Linked DNA regions of Mus musculus: region 1 is linked to region 2. The links are chromatin contacts, found by POLR2A ChIA-PET in ENCODE. All regions are on one chromosome and are shown on one strand. Each heading gives the region's core, a stretch centred on a gene start or an enhancer-like site at or near the end of the contact. The rest is flanking DNA. Distances are from core to core; before and after follow the strand shown. Region 1 holds the start of Vasn (vasorin). Region 2 holds the start of Tfap4 (transcription factor AP4).

What was found. ChIA-PET counts read pairs that join two places held with the same protein, here RNA polymerase II (POLR2A).
Region 1: POLR2A ChIA-PET joins it to region 2 with 35 read pairs in Patski. The contact joins the promoter of Vasn here to the promoter of Tfap4 in region 2. POLR2A ChIA-PET finds 5 or more read pairs at or near these places in 3 of 5 experiments (Patski and embryonic stem cell).

Annotation. Positions count from the first base shown.
Region 1 is chr16:4,638,659-4,642,336 of GRCm38, reverse strand. It overlaps Vasn (vasorin), which reads right to left and starts at 2,392. Exons shown (of 2, transcript NM_139307.3): 1 at 2,189-2,392. All of the region lies in intron 9 of Coro7 (coronin 7), which reads left to right.
Region 2 is chr16:4,557,838-4,561,635 of GRCm38, reverse strand. Tfap4 (transcription factor AP4) reads left to right here and starts at 1,916. Exons shown (of 7, transcript NM_031182.2): 1 at 1,916-2,208. The coding sequence starts at 2,120.

The sequences.
Region 1 (3,678 bases), core at 1,143-3,642, 80 kb before region 2:
AAAAGGAAGGAGGGCTAGTCCTCCCAACGATGCCAGAGCACCCCTACTGGCCTGCTGCCGTCACGTGTACACACACACCCTCTGGGCCACACTCCTGCATATGTGTGTGTGTGTGCGCGCGCGTGCGCACGAGCGCACACACACACCTCTCCCTTTTCCAAAAGCACACACAAATTCCATAGCAGTGAGGGGAGCTGGTTTTCTTGGCAACACAAGGGCCTTGGGTTCCACAGCTCTGGGAGAAGGGGGCGGGGGGCTCTAAGGGATCTAAGGTGACTGGTTCCTTCACATAAGATTAGGACCTGCCAGTGGTCAAGAATGACTTTAGGCACTTACCCAAGAGAACTGTGCTGGGGGTGGTTAGGTAGGAACCACTTCCTGCTGCCAAATGGAGCCCCACTTTCCTGGGACTCCAGTTGAACCTAGCCACAAAAATCCTGGCTCTTCCTTAGTACTTATCCTAACTAACCCAGGCTGGGGATATCTGGAATGGCAGTGACTCTGTGTGTGTGTGTGTGTGTGTGTGTGTGTGTGGTGTGTGTTGTGTTGTGTGTGTGTGTGTGTTGTGTGTGTGTTGTGTGTGTGTGTGTGTGTGTGTGTGTGTGTGTGCATGTACCTAAGCATGTGCCTGACTGTCTGTCTGCCTGCCTGCCTGCATGCATGTCTGGCTATCTCTCTTGGCCCCAGGGCTATCTGCCAGAGAGGACTTGCTCAGGAAAGTATAAGTCTTACAGTGTCTGAGAAGCCTCTTGTACTCTCTCTTCTCCCACCACTTCCAGAGAGTGGTCTCCAAACACTCTGCCACAGTAACCTTCTGCGTAGTGCCCTCTTTACCCACAGATCTCAGGTGGCTGTTCTGGTGTGCAACTCTGAGGCTTGGCAAGTTGGGGACAAGCAGCGTCTGTCCCCCTCCCTGGGCTGGCATGTGTGCTCCTAGGTCCTTTCCTCTCTGGATGGGAGATGCTAGATAATGGTCTGGAGGGAATCCAGTTGGGCTGCTCATTACCAGAGCCCTCTTCCTGCCTCTGACACTCTGTTTACAGAAGTTCCCCGGGGGCTGATTCCCCTGGGAGAGGACAGTAAACTCTAGGGACTACCCTCCCATCCCCCACCTGCCTGCTCCAGCTCATGCTAACAGCTGGGTCCATACTGGCCTTCACTGCCCATACCAATGTAGCCCCTCACAAGGCTCCAGCCCACCCACATCTCTGCTTTCCCAGCAGCCTAGGGGGAAGGGACCTTTTACCTTTTAGCCAGACCCTCTCCCCTAGGAACTCTTGACCCAGATAGGGAAGAAGGCTCTCTTGGTGCCTCTTCCTGGAGCATCACCTACTATTAATGCAAAAAACAAGCAAGGGAACTCCTGAGCCTTGGGTTTCTTCTACTGCAGAGGCTGCTTCTGGGATCCAATAGAAGCAGTCAATGACCCTGGTGTGGTAATCGTTAACGAATGGGGGTGAGGTAGTGTGGTTGGCACCAATCAGCTGGCCTGCCTGTGACCACAAGGAACCTAAGCAGTCCTCTGGCCCCAGAGCTGCAAGCTGGGGAACACAAAGGACTAGACTGGCTATAGGCCATTGGGTCTGCAGCCCAAGCAAAGCCCATTACTGGTAGAGATGAGATGCGCTGATACTGGAGCACTAAAGATTATGGTTAGCCAAAGTTCATCCCTCACCTGGGGGTACACCTATCAATCTCCCCATTCCCGGTCCTCTCCAGGCTTGCCTGTGTATTCGTGGCTTCTGCCATGTGTGACAAGGCCCAGAGGATCCCAAGCAACCATTCTGCACAAGGGCACCAGACTGTCTGACCCCCGTGAGGGAAAAGTAACCAGACTACGGCTGGGCCATCCCCTAAAAGAGGGTTGATTCATAAAACTGGTCACGCCAGAGGGCCCAGTCGTGGGAGGAGGAAGCAAGGGAGGGGGTGTTTATTTTGTCTACTCAGAGCCTCACGGGTAGGTTAGCCATGTACAAACGCACGCCCTGGCTCTCCCGAGGGTCAACGGAGGCCCCTGAACCCACTCAGGAAGGGGGGTGCAACTGGACGTTCCCGCCCAGGTAACCGCCCGAGGCGGGGATAAGCCCCTCGCTCCGGCAGTCGCAGTCCCACTGGAGAATGTGCTAGTGTGCTGTTCCAGTGTGATCAGCTCCGCCTGTCGCCCCCACCCTCGCCCCTAGACACTCACCAGGAGACGACTGCGGCTGAAGGAGCCAGGCGGTGCGGTCCAAGGCCTCAGTGGGGCCTCAGTCCTTCACCTCTGGCCGGTCCTGAGAGGTCCGGGGTCCCGGGATCCAGAGGCTGCTGCGTCCCGTCCCGGGCTGGGGTTTCCCAGCCCCGGTCTCTGGCTCCGGCTCCAGACTCGAAGTTGACTCGTAAGAGGCTGGTCTCTGCTTAAGATGTAGGAGTGGGTGGGACCGTCTGTACCGAGGGCGGGGCTTCCTCCAATTGGCTGAGGCGGGGTTTGACCAAGCCTATACACACCCACCTCCTCTGAATGGGTCATTGCACTAAGCAGGCCTAGTCTGCACCTAGATATACCTCCAGATCCCAGTGAGGAGTGATTTTATTAGGCTGGCTTAAGTCTATCTTTTGCTGTGTGACATTTGGACAGGCTCCTGCTTTTTAACTGAAAAATATCTGGTGACACAAATTCAAGAAGTGGACATTAGGGTCAGTAAAGAGCTGGAGAAGCAGAGGTAGATTGTAGGGGCCAGCAGGGATGATGGCTGAGTCCCCATGACCAACCCAGTCTGCCAAAACTGAGGATTTTTCATACAAATCTAGATTTTTTAGGCGTAATCTCACAATGTGTTTTTGTTGTTAGCTAATTCCAATTTCAAAAGCTAGAAAGGCCACATGAAGTGGTTCCAAGAGCCTCTTATATAAAATCTCTTAATGCTGGACTTGAGATCTTTGTAGCCATGACAGCATCCCTGGTCACCTTCCCCAGCTCTAAATGAGAGACTGGGACCTAGGAGCATATGTCAGCTCAAGCCCCTCAGTTACTGAAAGCTTCAAGACTAGAATATGCCTGGGATGGGAGGCAGGATTGGGGACGTCATCAGCAGTAGGAGGGACCTAGGTGTTTGTTGACAGCAGCCCTTGATTAAGCAGGAGGGTGCTGTGCCAGGGGCTGGTTCAGAAAAAATCCCCTGCCTTGTAGGATTCCAGGAAAATGGTCATCCTCTCCACCCCACCCCACCCCCATGGTTTGTGGTTAGAGTCAGGCCTCAGGGCCTTTGGGGACCCAACTCAGCTCCTGGATTTCACCATCATATCCCTTTCCCGCCGGGTCTGTATTGAAGGCCTTGTCTGGGTCACACTATCTGGAGGCTTATCTGGCCTCAGCTGGTACTTGTGTTGTAAAGGCAGGGCATCCACACCCCCACAATTGGGGGCAGGACTGACCCCAGGTGTTTCATTTGGCCTGTGTGGCAGGTTTGAAAGTTGGATGTCATTTCCAGAATTGAAAATTTGGGTGATTTCACATGACAATTAGTTTTCCGAGCTTGTCTTAAACAGGACGTCTTTGAAGGCTGGGTGGCAACTGTCCCCAGATTCACCAATCTTCTGGATGGCAGGCTCCTCAAGCCCCGAGTGTTGTAAGTCAGGTCTGTCATCCCAGCTGCTCTGAAGACTGAGGCAGGAGGATCACAAATTCAAGGTCAGCCTGAA
Region 2 (3,798 bases), core at 667-3,166:
TTTACTTCCTTTAAACTTTTAAAAATTAATTTCTAAGTATGTATGTATGTATGCTAAAGTGCACATGCCAAGGTCAGGAGAGAATTTGTGGAAGCTGGTTCTCTCTTTATACCACGGGGATTCTGGGAATAAAAACCAGGTCATCAGGCTTGCAGGCCAACATCTTTACCTATAAAGCCATTTCACCTGCCTTCCTGATTTTTTCTTCTCCCATTTCTTTGTCTTTTTTTTTTTTTTTTTTTTCCCCGAGACAGGGTTTCTCTGTATAGCCCTGGCTGTCCTGGAACTCACTTTGTAGACCAGGCTGGCCTCGAACTCAGTAATCCACCTGCCTCTGCCTCCCAAGTGCTGGGATTAAAGGCATGCGCTACCACCGCCTTGCTTCTTTGTCTTTTTTAGAGGCACGATCGTATCTTCGATCTCCAAGCGCTAGAATTCTGGATTACAGGTGTGCAACTGCACAGCCCAGCCGGCTAGGAAGTGCTGCTTTTCAAGTTACGTGTCCCTGGGATTAGATGCTAATTGATCTGGCATCTACAGTTAGAGATCAGGTTGGTAATATTGAACAATGTTTTCTAATAATACCCAACAATTGTTATAAATAGAAGTATTTCAACTAAGAGGCTCGATTTGGGTGGAACCTTGGAAGGCAGCGAATGGGTCTGGGAAAGGCGCTGAGCTGGAGCGAGGACATTCCGAGGCAGGCGTGGGCTTCCTGAGCCTGGGGCCAAGCCCTCCAGGAGTCTGGGGAGGGCCGGGACCGGAAGGTGGGGGCGTGTCAGAGGACGGAAGCTCACCCCTAAAACGTCCCCTCCCTTGCCCCAGACCACCACTCCCCCCCCATTGTAGAGCGCGCCCTCTGGCGGTGGAGCAAGTTTTATCCCGCCTTCCCCATGAATGAGAAGCTGCAGCCCGCTGCGCGCGAAGTCGGAAAGTAAGGTAGTGAAAGAGGCAAGACAGGACCTGGCAGCCACCACCAGACCTCTAATGGATATTCGGACCGCGCTGGCAGCCTGCCTCAGGGCCGCTGCTGTTCTGGCTTGCCTCCGCCCTTCCCTTCCTTCCCACTTGCTCTCTCTTCCTATGGCAGCCCCAAACATCCGAGGTACCTTGCGCACCTGCCTGTACCCTTCGCAATCTAATTTCCTAGCACCAGTCAGAGTTTGGGCCAGGCAGCCACCTGGGTAAAGACGGAGGGAGGAGGCTGGCGGGTGGTCAGAGTCAGCCCCAAGTTACTTGTGGGAAACAGTGGCTATGACGCAAGTTTCCAGGGGGCCCGGGTCGGCTCGAAAGGGAGCGCGCCAGAGTGGCTCTGCTCCGCTCCGTGCAGTGGCAATTATGAAAATGCAAAAGCCTGAAGCACACACCCAAAAGAGCCTTCCCTTTGCTGCTGCAGCCCCGCCCAGCGCGTCCTCCAGGATAGCGGTGCGCAAAGACCCCGCACTGGGCAGTCCTCACCGGACCCTGGACTGCACAGACTGGGATCCCGTGCGGTGGGGCTGGCCTTTTTTTTTTTTTTTTTTTTTTTTTTTTTCTTTTTAGCTACGCTTGCCAACCTGTCAGCTGATGGACCTCATCACCCATAGTGGCGCATGTAGCTGGGCCGCTGTTCACTCCATTCACATCGTGTCCCCCCACAGCCAGCTGTCGACCCCTGATTCCTGATCCCAGGGTTAAGTCTGCAGACCCATGTAGTAGTCGGTCCCAAGGAGCTTGCGCCCTTCTCGCCCCAGCATCCAGTCGCCCTGGGGGGGGCGCTGCAAATAGTCCTTTGTTTACATGCAATTCCTTACTCCGCGGAAGGAGGCCGGGGAGTGCTGAGTTTTCACCAGCTGTTTCCCGCCTTGAAACAGACATCTGATCAGCTGCAAACACACACACACACACACACACACACACACACACACATACACACGCCCGGGGAGGCAGGCTGGAGAGACCTCCCGCCCGCCCCTCCCGCCCGCCTCCCTCCCCTCGCCGCTGCTGCTGCTGCCGCCAGCATCTGGGACCGGCCGATTCTGCACCTCCGTCCGGCGCTGCCCTTTGATTCGGATTTCCATCTTGCATTCTCCGGCTGACCGCGAGACCTGGCTCGTGCACAGGAGGGGGGCCTATCGCTATGGAGTATTTCATGGTGCCCACTCAGAAGGTGCCCTCTTTGCAACATTTCAGGAAAACAGAGAAAGAAGTGATAGGAGGGCTCTGTAGGTGTGTACTGCTCCTCCCCCCAACCCCTTCTTCCCATTGCAGCCCCCGGCCAGCCCGCCCGGGCGGGTGCGCGTGTGCGCACGCATGGCTCGCGCCTCCGAGCTCGCTCGCCTTTCTTAGCTACTGGGTCCGCTGCAGTCTCTGGAACCCTGCTTGCGTTGCCTAGGGACCCTCTTCCCTTGGAACGTGGGGACCCCGAGAGGTTCTGTCCACTTTTGTCCGCTGCAGGCGGGCGAGTCGCGACGTTTGTAAATTGCAAACAGACCCACGTGGTGCTGCAGCAGTCCCGGCCATGCTTGCTGCTGGTGGCTTTCACCCAGCGCTTCCTCCTCCCCCCGCCAGCTTTGGCTTCCTTCCTTTTCCTTGCTTACTCGCGCTTTCTGGGAACCCTCTTCTAAGGAGGTCGTTTTGGGGGGGGCCCGGAGTGTGCGAGAGGACAGCTACAATGCTGCCATGCCGCGGTTCCAGGCTGCGGGGAGGGGGGGCGGGGAGCCGGGTGGTGTGAACGTTTGCAGAGAACAGGGCTGCAGCAGGGTTGGGGGCGTGCTCGCTCGAGGTTGCGAGGCGTACGTGGACCTTTAGTGGCCATGCTTCAAGCAGGGAAGTTGCGGTCCCCCACACGTTGGCAGTCACTAGTCGCACGTTCTCCGCCCGCGCTCGGGTGCTGTTTACTAGCGAGGCCTGGACGTGACTCTGCAGCCCTCTTGGAGTAGGCGGGCCTCTGCGCGCACGACCTCACGGGAGCTGTAGTTCTCTATGCCGGGTCGGTGCTGCATTGTGGGACTTGTAGGCGCTTCGGGGCCACGCTTTACTTGCACAAAGCTCGGCCGTAACCAACTAGGTGGGCTAAGCAGGCCAGGTGGGGAGGCCTTTTGATGAGGGTGCGTCTTAGGTTGCTTCAGGGCTCTAGTCTACTTCCTGTTGCATATGGGTCTGCAAACTTTGCTGTCCCACTTCTGTTCCTCAGTCATAAATGCAAAGCGTTGAATCTCCTGGTCGGGTGGGTGGTCGGAGGTCTCTCTTGAGATACCCCTTAGTGAGCTTGATCCTACCTAGGTTGCCCCAGATCCACTCGCTACTAAATCGCGATTGACCAGTGGCCGAATCTCTCTTAAACTCTTGTTAAATCGTCATGTCTGAGATTTCTATTGCCGGCCCTGGTATCTGCTCATTGAACCCTACAAGCCGGCTGGGTCCGGGCGGGGATGGTGGTGGTGCACGCAAGGAGAGGTTTCTCCAGCGCGCTTAAGTTTGAAACCGACGATCTCTTTCCTGCCTGCCGTGCTACTCTAGGAGCGTAATGGCTCCCCAGGGCTGGGGCCACGTGCTCCGACACCCCAGCCAGGCAGGGCTGGGGCTGGAGGAGGAGGAGCCCGCTGAGTGGCATAGGCTGGTTGGTAGACAGCAACGCCTGTGGGGCAGGTTGCTGCATAGGTATAAAATCCAGGTAGGGATCCCACTTTACTTTCAAGTTGAGAGCCAATACCTAGGGCCTGTTGGTGGGTCTAGCAGCTGGCAGCCCCCTCTAATCCCCCCCCCCCCAGCTGGCACTAAGATACGGTTCACCTGAGGGCCCAGCAGGTACAAAAC